Regions from separate parts of the Homo sapiens genome. Here region 1 is linked to region 2. Evidence: read pairs that join two places in POLR2A ChIA-PET (ENCODE). Cell type or tissue: Panc1. All regions are shown on one strand. Each heading gives the region's core, and the rest is flanking DNA. Links, peaks and the distances in the headings are about the cores only.

Region 1 (7,593 bases), core at 2,159-6,158, 240 kb after region 2:
CCGAGGATGGAATTACTCACTAATTCAACACACTGAACTTGGTTCAGTAAGAGGCAGGAGGTGAATTTTTAAAACCACTTAATACCAACCAGTAAGGTTGTTAAGTTATACCATTTAGGGTTATTTTTTAGTCTCTGAAACAGGGCTAGTAGCAAGCAATATGATTAGAAGACCAGAGGCAGCAAATGGCATCAGAAAAAAGATAAGACAGGTTTTAAGAATTAAGATGGCATACGCAAGTATAATTGTAGTGTTTGCTGCAACAAAAACGTAGATGAGGCTGGGCGCAGTAGCTCACACCTGTAATCCCAGCACTTTGGGAGGCCAAGGTGGATGGATCACTTGAGGTCAGGCGTTTGAGACCAGCCTGGCCAACATGGTGAAATCCCATCTGTACTGAAAATACAAAAATTAGCCAGGTGCGGTGGTGCGTGTCTGTAATCACAGCTACTTGGGAGGCTGAGGCAGGAGAATCACTTGAACCAGGAAGGCAGAGGTTGCAGTGAGCCAAGATCATGCCACTGCACTCCAGCCTGGGCAACAAGAGTAAAACTCTGTCTCAAAAAACAAAACAAAACAAAACAGAAAACCACAAATGAGATAGATGAGTTTTCAAAGGTTATCCTATAATTTCCTAGAAATTTAACAAATTTCATAAAAATATTTCACTTTAGAAAGAGAAGGACTCACCAAAAATTCTAATTTGTTATTTTTTTTTAAGAGATGGGCTCTTGCTGTGTTGCTCAGGCTGGCATGCAGTGGCTATTCACAGGGGCCATCATGGTGCACTATAAACCTTGAACTCCTTGGCTCAAGCAAACCTCTCACATCAGCATCATGAGTAGCTCGGACTACAGGTATGTATGTGCTCCTGTGCCCAGCTAACTTGTCAGTTGACTAGAGTACTCATAAATTAGCAAAACAGTCCTCTCATTTCATAGACGAAGAAACTGAGACCAAAAAAGGTTAATTAATTTGTCCACCTGGCTCTTTCGTGTAGAACCAGGGTTCAGGCTTCCAACACTGTGCTCTCTCTGCTCCAGTGTTCGGTCTCTATAGAGTTTAATACCCAAAAGGATATCTGAAAACCAAAATCAAACCAAGTTGAAAATTTCAGGCTTTGACAATCTTTCTGATGCGTTTCTACGATATTTTCTTTTTAAAGAATTGCTAACTGGAAACTTACTTTTAGCCGAGCAAGCTGAATTTCTGAAAATTCTCTGACACCATTCACTAAAGGAACCAGCCGATTATACAGAGCCTAAAAACACAAAACAAAAATGAGACCACACAAAAGTTAGTTGTCCATGAACTTGGACAATTCACAGGATATGACAAAAATTCATTGCATTTATAACCGAACTATTTAGATAAAAGACCCTATTAAAATTTGTGGGCTAATATAAACAATGTTGACTTAAATTCTGTCATTTTCATAAAACTGACAAGATCTGAAATAATACACATTGCAAAGAGTTTGCATAAATATATTTCTTGATCTATATCGCTACAACTACCATATGAAGATGTATCTGGATTATGTAGCAAAGACTCACTAAGGAACTACTTTAATTAAAGAAAGTGAGGACCCTTGTTGTAAAATGTGCCAGAAGGTACCCCTTTTATCTATGTCCTATATCTGTGAGGAATTAGCTTCTGGTGGGCTGTCCCCTTTGGGGGTGTGGTTTAACTCTTAACCTACAAGCACATGAAGCCCAATAAGGGTCTCTGACATCTTTTCAGCACATCTAAAATAGCTCCACATAACATTAGTCTTAAAACGACATCTGTCCAATCCCCTTAGAACAGATCAGAGATTGGACCTATGACCAGAATGAAGAGAACTGGTCTACCTACCATCTTTAAAACTAAAGACTCATCTTAGAGAATATTTGGCTTTTACAACATACTACAATTCTCCCAATAACTTGGCAGTGCTCATAAACCCATTTGAGAATCTGATCAAAGGATGGCTCCTTCTCCTTGGGAAACAGGGACATATGTAAAAATCACAAAATTGAATTGAATAACATTTCAGAGTTTGCAGACACCAGAATTCTTTCCACAAACTCCTTAAGAATCCAGGAATTCCAGGATACAATACCCAAAATGGCTAGCAAGGCATCCTTCTCACCTTATCTGTTTGCGTGTTTTCATGAAGAATCCTCGTGTCGATGGCGGCAGCCAGCAAGTTATTGGCAGCGGTGATGGCGTGGATGTCTCCAGTCAAGTGAAGGTTGAACTAGAGAAATAAGATATCTTTCTATTTATTTATTTTCAGAAATAGGGTCTCGCTTTGTTGCCCAGGCTGGAGTGCAGTGGCATGATCATAGCTCACTGTATTCTCAAACTCTTGGGCTCAAGCAATCCTCTCACCTAAGCCTACTGAGTAGGCTGGGACTATAGGTGCACACCATTGTGCCTGGCTAATTTTTGAATTTTCTGTGGAGATGGGGGTCTTGCTATGTTGCCTAGGCTGGTTATGAGCTCTTGGGCCACTGTGCTCGGCTAAGACATCTTCCTATTTGTTTTAAACAACTATGGAATTTAAGGACTGAATAAATAAAATAGCATGCAAATTACATATCCTTATAATGAGCTGAGTCTATAGGAATGCCTAAATCAGAAAATCAAGGTCAAAGCCTTCCACGTGACAACAAAGAACCTTTGAGCAATTACTCAGATCATAAATTCTTCCATCCTCAGGTTAAGGCAAAACATTCTGATGCATTTAATAATGAATCTCCTTATAGTCACTCACTACGTTTATTCATTGTTTTATTATCTAGAAAACAGTATCATATCAAATATACTTTGGAGTGAGGCAGGGCATAAAATAAACAGTAACAATAAAATAATATGAAATATTACAGAACTTTGGAGAAATAGAGTATTTTACCCTCATGACTCTACTCATTCTGTTATTTTCCTTCCAGTCTCATGAGCACACTCGATTATCATTTGTAGAATCATCTTCCTACAAACTTCCAAGTTTCGTTTTTCACAAAACTTTTTCTATAATAATCTTTTGTATAGTTTATAGAAGCTGTATACGGTAGATGTACCAAAAGTTTCAGGCTGGATATATACGCTACTACCAAATGTTCACTTTTACAAGAAAGGCCACAGTTATAAAGAATATACACAAATAGCTTTTCCTTTTATTAAAAAAATTAATTGCTAATGAGTAATATATTTTCAGGAGGTAGTTACTAGGTTAAATGAGCTCTCTTTCTTTTCTTTTTTTTCTTTTTTTTTCTGTAGAGACACAGTCTCACTATGTTGCACAGGTTGGTCTCAGATTCCTGGACTCAAGTGATCCTCTCGCTTCAGCCCCGCAAAGTGCTAGGATTCCAGGCATGAGCCACCACGCCCAGCCCTTGGGATCTTGATAATATCACCAAATTGCTTTTTGAAAGGGATGAAGTATTTTTATTTTATTTATTTTTTTTTGAGACGGAGTTTCGCTCTTTCACCTAGGCTGGTGTGCAGTGGCATGATCTCAGCTCAATGCAACCTCCGCCTCCCAGGTTCAAGGGATTCTCCTGCCTCCCAAGTAGCTGGGACTATAGGCGCCTGCCACCACACCTGGTTAATTTTTGTATTTTTAGTAGAGATGTGGTTTCACCATGTTGGCCAGGCTGGTCTCAAACTCCTGACCTTGTGATCTGCCCACCTCAGACTCCCAAAGTGCTGGGATTACAGGCATGAGCCACCACATCCGGCCTTTGAGATCTTGATAATATCACCAAATTGCTTTTTGAAAGAGATGAAGTGTCATCTGCAAAACACTAGTAGTAGATCAGTTACTTCAGAAATAAAGTAACTTTTAGACTAAGAAATAATTTAATAGTTGAGAAAGTGTTATTCTTTTTAAAGCTGCATTTCCTTAATTTCTTGGAAGGTTAAATATTTTCTTGTTAAAATTTTACTTTATAACATAAAATAATGTTAACTGGAGAAAACATGAAAAATTACATATGTATATATATTTTATAAATATATATTTGTACTTTTAAATATTGGAATCATAACATCGTAACAGTTTATACTTTAGCTCTTACACTCTCAACATAGCAAGCATTTTTACATCATTAAAGATTCTTCAAAATACAGTTAACCTGATGTCCTATTATTATCCCCCCATTTTTTAATGTTATAAACTATGTGAGGGTATATTTAATTTAAAATGATCTATATTCCCATACATTCATTTTTTCCTTAGGGTACACTAAAAATGAATTTATTTGGGCCAAAGGATATGCACGGTAAAACACTTAATATGTATTTCTACTCTTCTTCCTGAAGTGTTTTTATCAACATACACTTTCCAGCAGTGTGTGGGAGTCCATTTCAATTTCTTTGCCAAAATTTGGTATCATAACTATTTTGAAAAATCCAATTTTGTCAATTTGACAAGTAAAATGGTAACTGATAGTGGTTTTATTTTTATTTATTTATTTATTTGGAGACGGAGTCTCGCTCTTGTTGCCTGGGCTGGAGTGCAGTGGCATGATCTCGGCTCACTGCAACCTCTGCCTCCCAGGTTTGAGTGATCCTCCTGCCTCCGCCTCCCAAGGAGCTGGGATTACAGGCGCCTGCCACCACGCCCAGCTACTTTTTGTATTTTTAGTAGAGACAGGGTTTCCCCATGTTGGCCAGGCTGGTCTCAAACTCCTGACCTCAGGTGATCCACTCGCCTCAGCCTCCCAAAGTGCTGGGATTACAGGCATGAGCCACCGTGCCCGGCCTGATAGTGGTTTTAATGTAGATTTATTTACTTGATTATTGGTGAAGATGAATATGCATTTAGTTAATATTTCTTTTTCGATGTTTCTATTGAACTCTTTGGCCATTTCACAACTGGAATGTAAGTTTTTCTTTCCAGCCGTCTACTTGATGTCCACCTGCATGTTTCATAGGCCTCTAAACTGACTCCCTCCTTCTGACTACCACCCTCCACCACACCCCACACCACACAGTTCAAACCTCATACCATCACTCCCCTGTTCTCTGCCTCAACAAATGAGTCTACTGAGTTGCTCAAGCCAGTACCCTGGATGTCGTCCTTGAATCCTCCTCTTTTCTAACCCCCAACATCTAATCCTGCAAACATCAGCAAACAAATCTTAAACTGTTTTTTCCTCTTTTCCATCCTCACTGCCCCCATCCTGGGCCAAGTCACTGACATCTTTCCCTAGGCTACTTCCATAGTCTTCCTCCTGGATTCATCGTGTCTACTGAGAGGCCCCTGGTCCTTTCATCACACAGAAGACAGGGTGATTTTAATAAAACTCAATCTGCATTGTGTTATCTGTCAAGATCCCTTCAATGGCTGACCTTGGCACTTCAAATAAAATCCAGGTTCTTGGCTACAAATTGCAATCGCTCGACAGAGCTGGCGCCTGCACACTTCTCTACCTCAACCCCCCCAACTCCCGCTGGCCCACGGGGCTCCAGCCACCCTGGTGTCCTCCAGTTCCCTGAACAGGCCACACCCTTTCCTGCCTCAGGACTTTCCCACCAGCAGTTCCCACTGGCTGAATGCTCTCCCTCATTCTTCACAAGGCCGGCTCCTTCCCATCCTTCCAGTCATAGTGTTTTCACTTTCAATTCCTCAGCCCATCTGGAATTTATTCTAACATTTTCCCCTATGGTGATTTATTATGTTCCGTCCAGTACATATTGTCTGTGCCTGGCACACAGTCAACAAACATCCACCAAGTGTCAGGCACGGTGCTCAGAGCTGGGAGGATACAGATGAAGAAAAGACTGGAGGCACTCAACTTCAAGGAACAAATTGCCTGAGTGTGTCTGGCCCACTCTACCCTCATAAGGTAGTCTTCTTGGCTGGGCGCGGTGGCTCACGCCTGTAATCCTAGCACTTTTGAAGACCGAGGTGGGTGGGTCACCTGAGGTCAGGAGTTCAAGACCGGCCTGACCAACATGGTGAAACCCCATCTGTATTAAAATATAAAAATTAGCTGGGCATGGTGGCAGGTGCCTGTAATCCCAGCTTCTCGGGAGGCTGAGGCAGGAGAATCACTTGAACCTGGGAGGCAGAGGTTGCAGCGAGCCGAGATTGCACCATTGCACTCCAGCCTGGGTGACAGAGCGAGACTCCATCTCAAAAAATAAAATAAAATAAAATAAAAGTAGCTCTCTCCTCCAAGCCACGCAGCTGATGCCCTAAACCAGCGGGACACCAATGTCCTTCCAATTTGCTGGCTAAACCCGAGCCATTCCCCTGTGTATGCCCCTTGTACACCACCTCTAATTTGGCCTCCTGGTTCTGGGTCTTGCTGGCTCATGAATGGTACCCATCCCCATTCTGACCTGAGGCCTGGGACGATTTTTTTCAGCAGTGCCTTGGACTACTCTTTCTCACCCCCACTCCCAGTACTTGAAGTTCCTACAGATTTTCTCTTTAGCTTCCCTGACACTCAGACCTCCATGGGTAAACACTTCTATTCCTTTAACAAAGTCAACAAGTACTTTCTAGTGAGTTCCTACTATGTGCTGGGCACTCTGCTCAATGCTGGGACCTGAGACCTCAAGAAAGGCCCGCAACTCGCCACAGCCAACTGAACCAGATAGCCGTAAACACAGAGGGAGTCTGTGGGGTAGAGAAGAACCTTGACAAAAAACCTTGACTAAACTGGGTAAAGAGGACAGAAAAGGAAGAATGTTCCAGGCATGGGAAAATCCTGGAACCAAGAGAGAACAGGAAAAGAGTCTGCAAGGGCTGGGCACAGTGGCTCACGCCTGTAATCCTAACACTTTGGGAGGCTGAGACCAGTGGATTGTCTGAGCTCACGAGTTCCAGACAAGCCTGGCCAACATGGTGAAACCCCGTCTCTACTAAAATACAAAAAATCAGTCAGGCACAATGGCAGTTGCCTGTAATCCCAGCTACTCAGGAGGCTGAGGCATGAGAATTGCTTGAACCTGGGAGGCAGAGGTTGCAGTGAGCCGAGACTGTGCCACTGCACTCCAGCCTGAGCAACAAAGCAAAACTCTGTCTCAAAAAAAAAAAAAAAAAAAGAGTCTGCAAGGAGCTTGACGCAGTAGAGAGAAGGCAGGTGGGGACTTGTGGACAGGGAAGCAGGAGCAGCCACCCACGAGGACCTCCTGTGCTGTGCTGGAGGGTGACAGGCAACGGCGGAAATGACAGAACAGGAAAGTGACCTGCTCAGATTTGGGTTTTGGAAGATTGTCCAGGCCCTGAATGATAAGGCTGATGCAGAGAGTGAAACTGAAAAGAGCTGGTCACTGGTTAGTTACAGGCAACAAAGAGGTTATGTGGAACAAAGGTGGAGTTCTTACAGAAGTGAGAATTAACAACGTCAGTTCTTTTTGCCCATTTTCCTCTGGAACTCTTTTATTTTGGGGTCTTTTATTTTTAATGGGACACTTCACAAATTTGTGTGTCATCCTCGTGCAGGGACCATGCTAATCCTCTCTGTGTCATTCCAGTTTTAGTATCTATGCTGCCGAGGCACGCACTAGAGCCTGAATTGACAGAGGGGAAGCGTCAAGTCTTCGTGAACTTGGCAGTACAGCAGATGATCAAGGGAGGCACAGACCCACATT
Region 2 (7,593 bases), core at 1,148-5,147:
GCATTAGGCAATGTGCCTTCCATCCATCCTGACCCTACATGTCTTAGCTTTGCCCAATAAGGCTGGCTACTTGGAGTGTCACTGGCCTTCCCATAGATAACTGACAAGTTGCAGAGCCTTTGTGTAACTGCACCTTTGATTTGTGGGTTCCTTGGTTGCAATTCTTCCTTTTGTTTATTTGCTTGGTTTTGGCTATGCACTGCCATTCCAGTGGGCTGAGCTTTCTGGAAGCCTAGTTTCTCTAGAAGACGGATTTAATTTTCATGATGGCAGGTTTCACTGATTTAGAGTGTTATATAAAAATTAGCAGGCCGGGCGCGGTGGCTCACTCCTGTAATCCCAGCACTTTGGGAGGCCGAGGCAGGTGGATCACCTGAGGTCGGGAGTTTGAGACGAGCCTGGCCAACATGAGACCAGCCCGTCTCTACTAAAAATATAGAAATTAGCTGTGTGTGGTGGCAGGTGCCTGTAATCCCAGCTACTTGGGAAGCTGAGGCAGGAGAATCACTTGAACCCAGGAGGCGGAGGTTACAGTGAGTCCAGATCCTGCCATTGCACTCCAGCCTGGGCGAGAGAGCAAGACTCCGTCTCAAAAAAAAAAAAAAAAAATTATCGGAGTCCATTGTTTTGGACTGAGCTCCTGCAAAAGCCCCCACCAGACCAGACTAAAGATCAAAATGATGTCACTAATGCTGAGGTTCCCAGGCACCAAACTAAAACTGTCAAGCTGATCTTCTGAGAAATCAGGAGAGAGAGATAACTGGCAATCTCCCTCCCAACCAGGCCAGTTTCTGTCTTCGATCGGCATGATAATGAATGCCCCTCTTTTAACCCTTAATCTGAAGTAAACTGATCATACCCAGTCAGTAATTTTTCTATTGTTCTGTCCCCACCTTACAAGGGAAATAACTTTGAAATGACCAATCTGCTTTTTGTTCTTTGTTTCTGCTTTCTTCAGCACTTTTTCTGCCTATAAATCCACCCTTCTCTGCTCAGCTCATCAGAACACTCATTCTATTTTATGGAATGAAGTGTTGCACGATTCTCGAATCGCAAATAAAGCCACTAGAGATCTTTAAACTAAATTTGTTGTAATTTTGTCTTTTGACAAGGATCATAAGGAAGATTTGCTGAGAACTGGCTGCTCACACCATCCAGCTGTAACTACTGCATTTTTTATAAATGTATAAGAAATCCCCAATCCATGCATTTCATTACTGCCCTTTGGACAACAGTGAGTGACATGGGCTGAACTGGGTCCCCCCACCTAATTCACATGTTGAAGTCCTAATCCCCAGTACCTCAGACTGTTACTATAGTTAGAGATAGGGCCTTTGTAGAGGTAATCAAGATTAAATACGGTCCTATGGGTGGGCCCTAATCCAATGTGACTGGTGTCCTTATAAAAAAGAGGAAGTGATACCGGGGACACATGAGCAGAGCAGGGCAGCAAGAGGGAGGCCATCTGCAAGCCAAGGAGAGCGGCCTCAGAGGAAACTTGGAACTCCAGAATTCCAGTCTCCACGATAAATTTCCGTTGTTGATGCCGCTTATTTTGTTATGAGAGTCCAAGCAAACTAGTGCAGCAAAGAAGAAGGGGATCCCCTGGCGGGGCTCATGCCTGTCATCTCAGCACTCTGGGAGGCCGAGGCGGGTGGATCACCTGAGGTCAGGAGTTCGAGACCAGCCTGGTCAACATGATTAAACCACGTCTCTACAAAAAATACAAAAATTAGCCGGGCATGGTGGCTACTCCCACCATGTGGTAATCCTAGCTACTCGGGAGGTTGAGGCAGGAGAATCACTTGAACCCGGGAGGCAGAGGTTAAAGTGAGCCGATATTGCGCCACTTCACTCCAGCTTGGGTGACAGAGTGAGACTCCGGCTCAAAAAAAAAAAAAAAAACGAGAGAGAGAGAGAGAAATAATACAAAGGAAGGTGGTCCCTTGCCAGCACTTGTCTTGCCTACTTGAGTTTTCTCTTCCATTCAGCTCATGTTATTCCACTCATTCTAGACTTTCTTTCTTTGCTTTTTCTCTCCTCTGCCATAACACTCGAATAACATTCCTCCCAGCATCAACTCCCCTTCTCCTGCCAATAGCACCTCACTTTTCCTTTTGGAAAACCACCCTTTTGGAACTCTTAATTCTTGCAGTTTGGATGGGGCTGAGGCTACATTCTTCTGCCCCTATCCACTCCAGGGGTGGGAACATGACCCAGGTCTGCAGAATCAGAGGCACAGGGAGTCAGGTAGGTTGAGGGTTTCTCTGCAGCCCTAAGGAAGAAGGTATTTTCCACCTGGGTTGCTGAGCTGATAGGATGTACATCCACAGCTGCCAGACACCACTCCTTGCCTTATGAAAATGCAATGAACTCAGGAAAGCAGAGCTGAGACCGCATCCTAATGACATCATTTGGTCTCCATCCAGCCTTCCCTGAGCTTACTTCTTGCCTTTTTAATTACATGATTCAACCACCAACCTCCTCCCCACCCACTTTTTTTTTGTTTTTCCAAACAGGGTTGATTTTCCATAACTTGTAGTTAGGAGTCATGACTTGCATACCAAATCGGATTCATTTCTTAACACCCCACTCATACTTCATCTCCCTCATCAAACCTTTAATCATTTACTGCAGCACACAAATTTTATCAGCTCTGAATCTACAAAGAACTTAATGTCTGTGCTACATGGTTTTATTTAATTAAATAAATAAATAAACAAACAAATAAATAAATAAATTTTTGAGACAGGGTCTCACCCTGTCATCCAGGCTGGAGTGCAGTGGCATGATCACGGCTCACTGCAGCCTCGACCTCCTGGGCTCAGGTGATCCTCCCAGCTCAGCCTCCCTGGGACTAAGGCTACACAGTTTTAGAAATTATTCTGCACATGCTGACCGTGAAGCACTTCAGGAAATTGTGAATTGATGAGTCCTGGGTATTAGTTTTCTTCCTTTGTTTCCCCCAGTCACACTGCATCACACAGGCCAACTCAAAACCCCGCGAGCTTTTTCCTGGTCTCTCATGGGTTGATCTCACTGGGTTCTCACAGCCACCCTGGGGAAGGTTAAGTCACTTGCTGAATGAAGGTCACCTGGTAGGATTTGGGGGAGGTGGCGAGTGCTTATAGAACTGTACCTTTTTAATAGTTAGGATTAAACTTGCTTACAATGACAAAAACCCAAAATAACAATGGCTTAAGTTAGATTGAAGTTTACTTCTCTTTCACATAAAAGAATGGAGGTGGGCAGTCCAGGGTAGGAGCTGCACCCCTCAGAGTCAGATCCCCGGGATTCTCCCATGGGTAGTTCTGCCACGAGCGACTTCCACTTCCAAACTCACCTCCTGATTCAAGATGGCTGCCAAGGCTCTAACAGGCAGGGAAGAGGAATGGATTGTCCTTTTCCTTTAAGACTCCCTGTCAGAAACTGCACTTGTCCTTTCTGCTTGCATCCCACTAGACAGAATTTACTTACATGAAACTGCCATAAAGGATTCCATAAGTACAGTCTCTGTTCCACATGGCTACAGTCTTATCTAGTGGAAGGAGGCAGGAGGGTTGTCTTACTGAAGAAGGGAAATGGGCATTGGGGCATCACTAGAAGCTTCTGGTCCTGGTTGCTCAGCCCAATTCCACCCATAGGTTGTTTATTGTTTCATATTTGTGTTCTCTCTCCCAATAGTCTGTGAATTCCTGGCAAGCAAAGGTGGTAGGCAGTTCTCTCTTGCGTTTTCAGCTCCTTGGATTGTGCTTTTTACATTGTATGTTTTTCCTTTTCTTTGGGACTGAGTCTTGCTCTGTCGCCCAGGCTGGAGTGCAATGGCATGATCTTGGCTCACTGCAATCTCCACCTCCCTGGTTCAAGTGATTCTCATGCCTCAGCCTACCGAGTAGCTGGGATTACAGGCGCCTGCCACCATGCCTGACTAATTTTTGTATTTTCAGGTAGAGACAGGGTTTCACCATGTTGGCCAGGCTGGTCTCGAACTCTTGACCTCAGGTGATCCACCTGCCTCGGCCTCCCAGAGTGCTGGGATTATAGGCGTGAGCCGCTGTGCCCAGACTACATTGTATTTTGATGATAATAAATCTATAGGTGTTAAGGAGAGAAGTTGTAAAAGGAAATCAAAAGCTACATGTTACACAGCTTAATTATCCCCCAAAAATACCACCAGTATGAAGCTGGGCTCATGGTCTTGCATTGCTAATTTTTTTCTTGAGATTGGTTCTTGCTATGTTGCCCAGGCTGGACTCAAACTCCTAGGATTAAGGGATCCTCCCACCTCAGCCTCTTTAGTAGCTGGGACTACAGGCGTGCACCACTTCCCCCTTGCTCAGGCTTTGAAATCAGATGATTCAGTTCTAGAATCCTGGCTTTACATCTTAAGAGCTGACTGGTCCTGGAAAAGTGAGTAAAAGCTCTCTGAGATTTGCTTTCTTTATCTGCTAAGATAGGGATAATGGTATCTTCCTTGCATTGTGAGAATTCCAAAGATGATTTATGTAAAATGCTCAGCACATTACAGGTTTCATTTATTCCTTTCTTTGGTCTTCAGTCTGTGATAATGGACTGGGGTTGGTCTATGCCAGGCTGTGTGTCTAATTTAGCAGATCAGAATTACTCAAAGGCATCAGAAATGTGTCTTCTCCTTCTCTGACTTGTACACTTAAGACTTAATCTTTGTCCATCTAAAGCAAAACAAAAAATGATGCCAAATATAATTACAATGTTAATGTAAGAAATATCTAGTTTTGCACACATGGCTGAATAAGTAGCATCTACTGGAAGATTTCCTTTGCAGTGACTTGCAAATAGCAACTGTAACTTAATTACTCAGAAAAATTCCGGGAACAATCCCTTTGCCTTTGTATCTCCCTCTTCTGGAACATCAACAAATAATTCCCTGGGTGACTTTCAGCAAGCTGTTTAGAAAGTTATTGCAGCTTGAATGTAGGAGACTCTGATATATAATATCAGAATTATAATAGAACCAGCCCCAGTCATAAAATTGTTGTCTGCTGCTCCTTAACATTTCTCCAAAAGAGCCAACAGATTTATTATTATTATTATTATTATTATTTGCAAAAGTGTCTCGCTCTGTCACCCAGGCTGGAGTGCAGTGGCATGATCTTGGTTCACTTCAGCCTCTGCCTCCTGGGTTCCAGTGATAATTCTGCATCAGTCTCCTGGGTAGCAGGGATTACAGGCCTGCACTACCACACCGGGCTAATTTTTGTATTTTCCATAGAGATGGAGTTTCACCATGCTGGTCAGGTTGGTCTCGAACTCCTGACCTCAGGTGATCCACCAGCCTCAGCCTCCCAAAGTGCTGGGATTATAGGCATGAGCCACTGCGCCCAGCATAAATTTTGTTAAATTCATATTAAGTCAGGTTGCCAGTGCTTGCAACTGGAAAAATCTAATGCATAGGGATTATAACTGATCTCTTTTTTTCCCTTGTCAAGCACATCTCTTCTGTATTTTAGGTCAGGGCTCCATCCATCAAACATGAGCCTGTCCTCACAAGTTTGTCTCAATGCAGAAAGGAGTCAGAAATTTCTCATGTATAGAAGGAAAAAAAAACTACTCACAAGAATATTCTTATTTAGACTCAGCCAGGAGCAAAATCATTTAAGCAGATAAATGCTGCACTCCTACCTATGATACTCTCTTCCATTCCTCCCACCAACGCACTTCCCGTCTTTCCTTTAAGCATCTTCTTAAGACTCATCTAATTTAGCACAAGGCACTTCCAAAGCTTTCTTATGCCACTGCTCTCCTGTGAATGCCGTGCCTATTGCATATGCAGGAACGTCAGCACTGTGACCAAAGAGCAACTGGGGTCCTTTCGACTGTCGTCATCCTCTGCTCTCACCCTGTGACCACTTCTGCAAAGAGGGCCCTCTTTTTTTTTTTTTTTTTAATTGTCCCAGCACCCTTTGGATTTGAAATCGCCCATCTCCTTTCCATGTGACTAGAGCATGGCTGTCAATTACAAAGTCCTGCATTCCCTCCCACCAAGATGTGACTCGTGTGGGTCAGCGTCCCCCATCCCCTCAAGGTACAGTCATCAGACCAGCTAGGGGCCAAGACACCGGCAAGGCCAGGCTGGGTCATTCTGAGAGACTGAGATGGATACAGGGCAAGAGACTTTTCTTTTTTTTCCCTCCTGGGATTGCAGTCTGCAGGGACTGGAGACTGAGCACCGGCAGTGGCCATCTTTCCCACGATGTGGAAAGTGCCTGACAGAGAAAGAAACAACAGAGAAGAAAGTGGGACTGAGGGGGTGGTGGTGATCAACACAGGGGCTTCATCCAAGCAGGAGCCAAGAGTTTCCTTTTTTGCTTCATTCATTTGAAGTCAGGTTTCTGATGCTTGCCACTAGAAGACTCAAATACACAGGGATGATAAAGAATATTTTCCTCCTGATCATCCTGGCCAACATGGCAAAACCCCATCTCTACTAAAACTACAAAAATTAGCCGGGTGTGGTGGCACCCACCTGTAATCCCAGCTACTCGGGAGGCTGAGGGAGGAAAATCGCTTGAACCCGGGAGGCAGAGGTTGCGCTGAGCTGAGATTGCACCACTGCACTCCAGCCTGGGCCAGAGGGCGAGACTCCATCTGTCTCAAAAAAAAAAAAAAAAAAAAGAATCTTTTCCTCCCCTCTGGTCAGACACATCTCTTCTGTATTTTAGGTCAGGACGCTATCCATCAAACGTGATTCTGTATGATTTGGGGCACTCGCATATTAAGTAAACATTCATAGGCAGTGCTGTAGAGCCATTCACGTCAATATAGACTAGGACTATATGCATATTGGCTTAATGGTGTATTTGAAAGGTTTAAAGCTTTTCCTGTGCACATATCTTGCCATTTCAACTTTGGTTGTGAGTTCCTGTGCTGTAGCACACATATTTCTATATTTTTGGCATCCCTGGCTGCTGCTCAGTATATTACAGATACATAATCTCTTGCCCAAAGCCTTGGGGACTGTTTCAGAATTCATAATATTTTGGATTTTTGAAAGGTAACACAGAGCATAAAACCACCAGGAGTGGCCGGGAGCGGTGGCTCACGCCTGTAATCCCAGCACTTTGGGAGACCAAGGTGGGTGGATCAGCTGAGGTCAGGAGTTTGAGACCATCCTGGCCAACATGGTGAAACCCCGTCTCTACTAAAAATACAAAAATTAGGTAGGTGTGGTGGCACATGCCTGTAATCCCAGCTACTTGGGAGGCTGAGGCAGGAGAATTGCTTGAACCTGGAAGGCGGAGGTTGCAGTGAGCTGAGATGGCGCCATTGCACTCCAGCCTGGGTGACAAGAGTGAATGAAACTTCATCTCAAAAAAAAAACAAAAACCAAAACCCAGGGGTCCTCTGGAAGATCCCTGTAATGTAATGCAATAACATATTTTCATATGATATGAATGTTAATCCTAATTGGGGTGAATAAAGGCTGAATAGCCTTATATCATTTTAGGTTAAGGTTTGTTACCAAATTAGTTTTAAAACATTTTTGTGTTTTGGAACTTTTTATGGTCAGGCTTGAGTCTCTGTCCTCTGACCCAGGTGAAATGCTCTATCACC

Evidence for each region. Peaks named below come from ENCODE experiments on the same cell type or tissue, not always from the same donor. Only the 100,000 strongest peaks of a DNase experiment are listed, where the experiment ranks them.
Region 1: POLR2A ChIA-PET joins it to region 2 with 7 read pairs; 2 of 35 experiments call an interaction of 5 or more read pairs at or near these places.

The regions. Positions count from the first base shown.
Region 1 is chr6:150,939,135-150,946,727 of GRCh38, reverse strand. MTHFD1L (methylenetetrahydrofolate dehydrogenase (NADP+ dependent) 1 like) reads right to left here. Exons shown (of 28, transcript NM_015440.5): 14 at 2,135-2,242; 15 at 1,187-1,261. It also overlaps the pseudogene RNU6-302P. Among named protein-coding and RNA genes, the nearest start is that of MTHFD1L, 77 kb to the right of the region's middle. In Panc1, for the core only: no CTCF peak of the experiment used is centred there; no DNase peak of the experiment used is centred there.
Region 2 is chr6:151,174,347-151,181,939 of GRCh38, reverse strand. No RefSeq gene overlaps it. Among named protein-coding and RNA genes, the nearest start is that of AKAP12, 62 kb to the left of the region's middle. In Panc1, for the core only: no CTCF peak of the experiment used is centred there; no DNase peak of the experiment used is centred there; H3K27ac peaks cover 390 bases.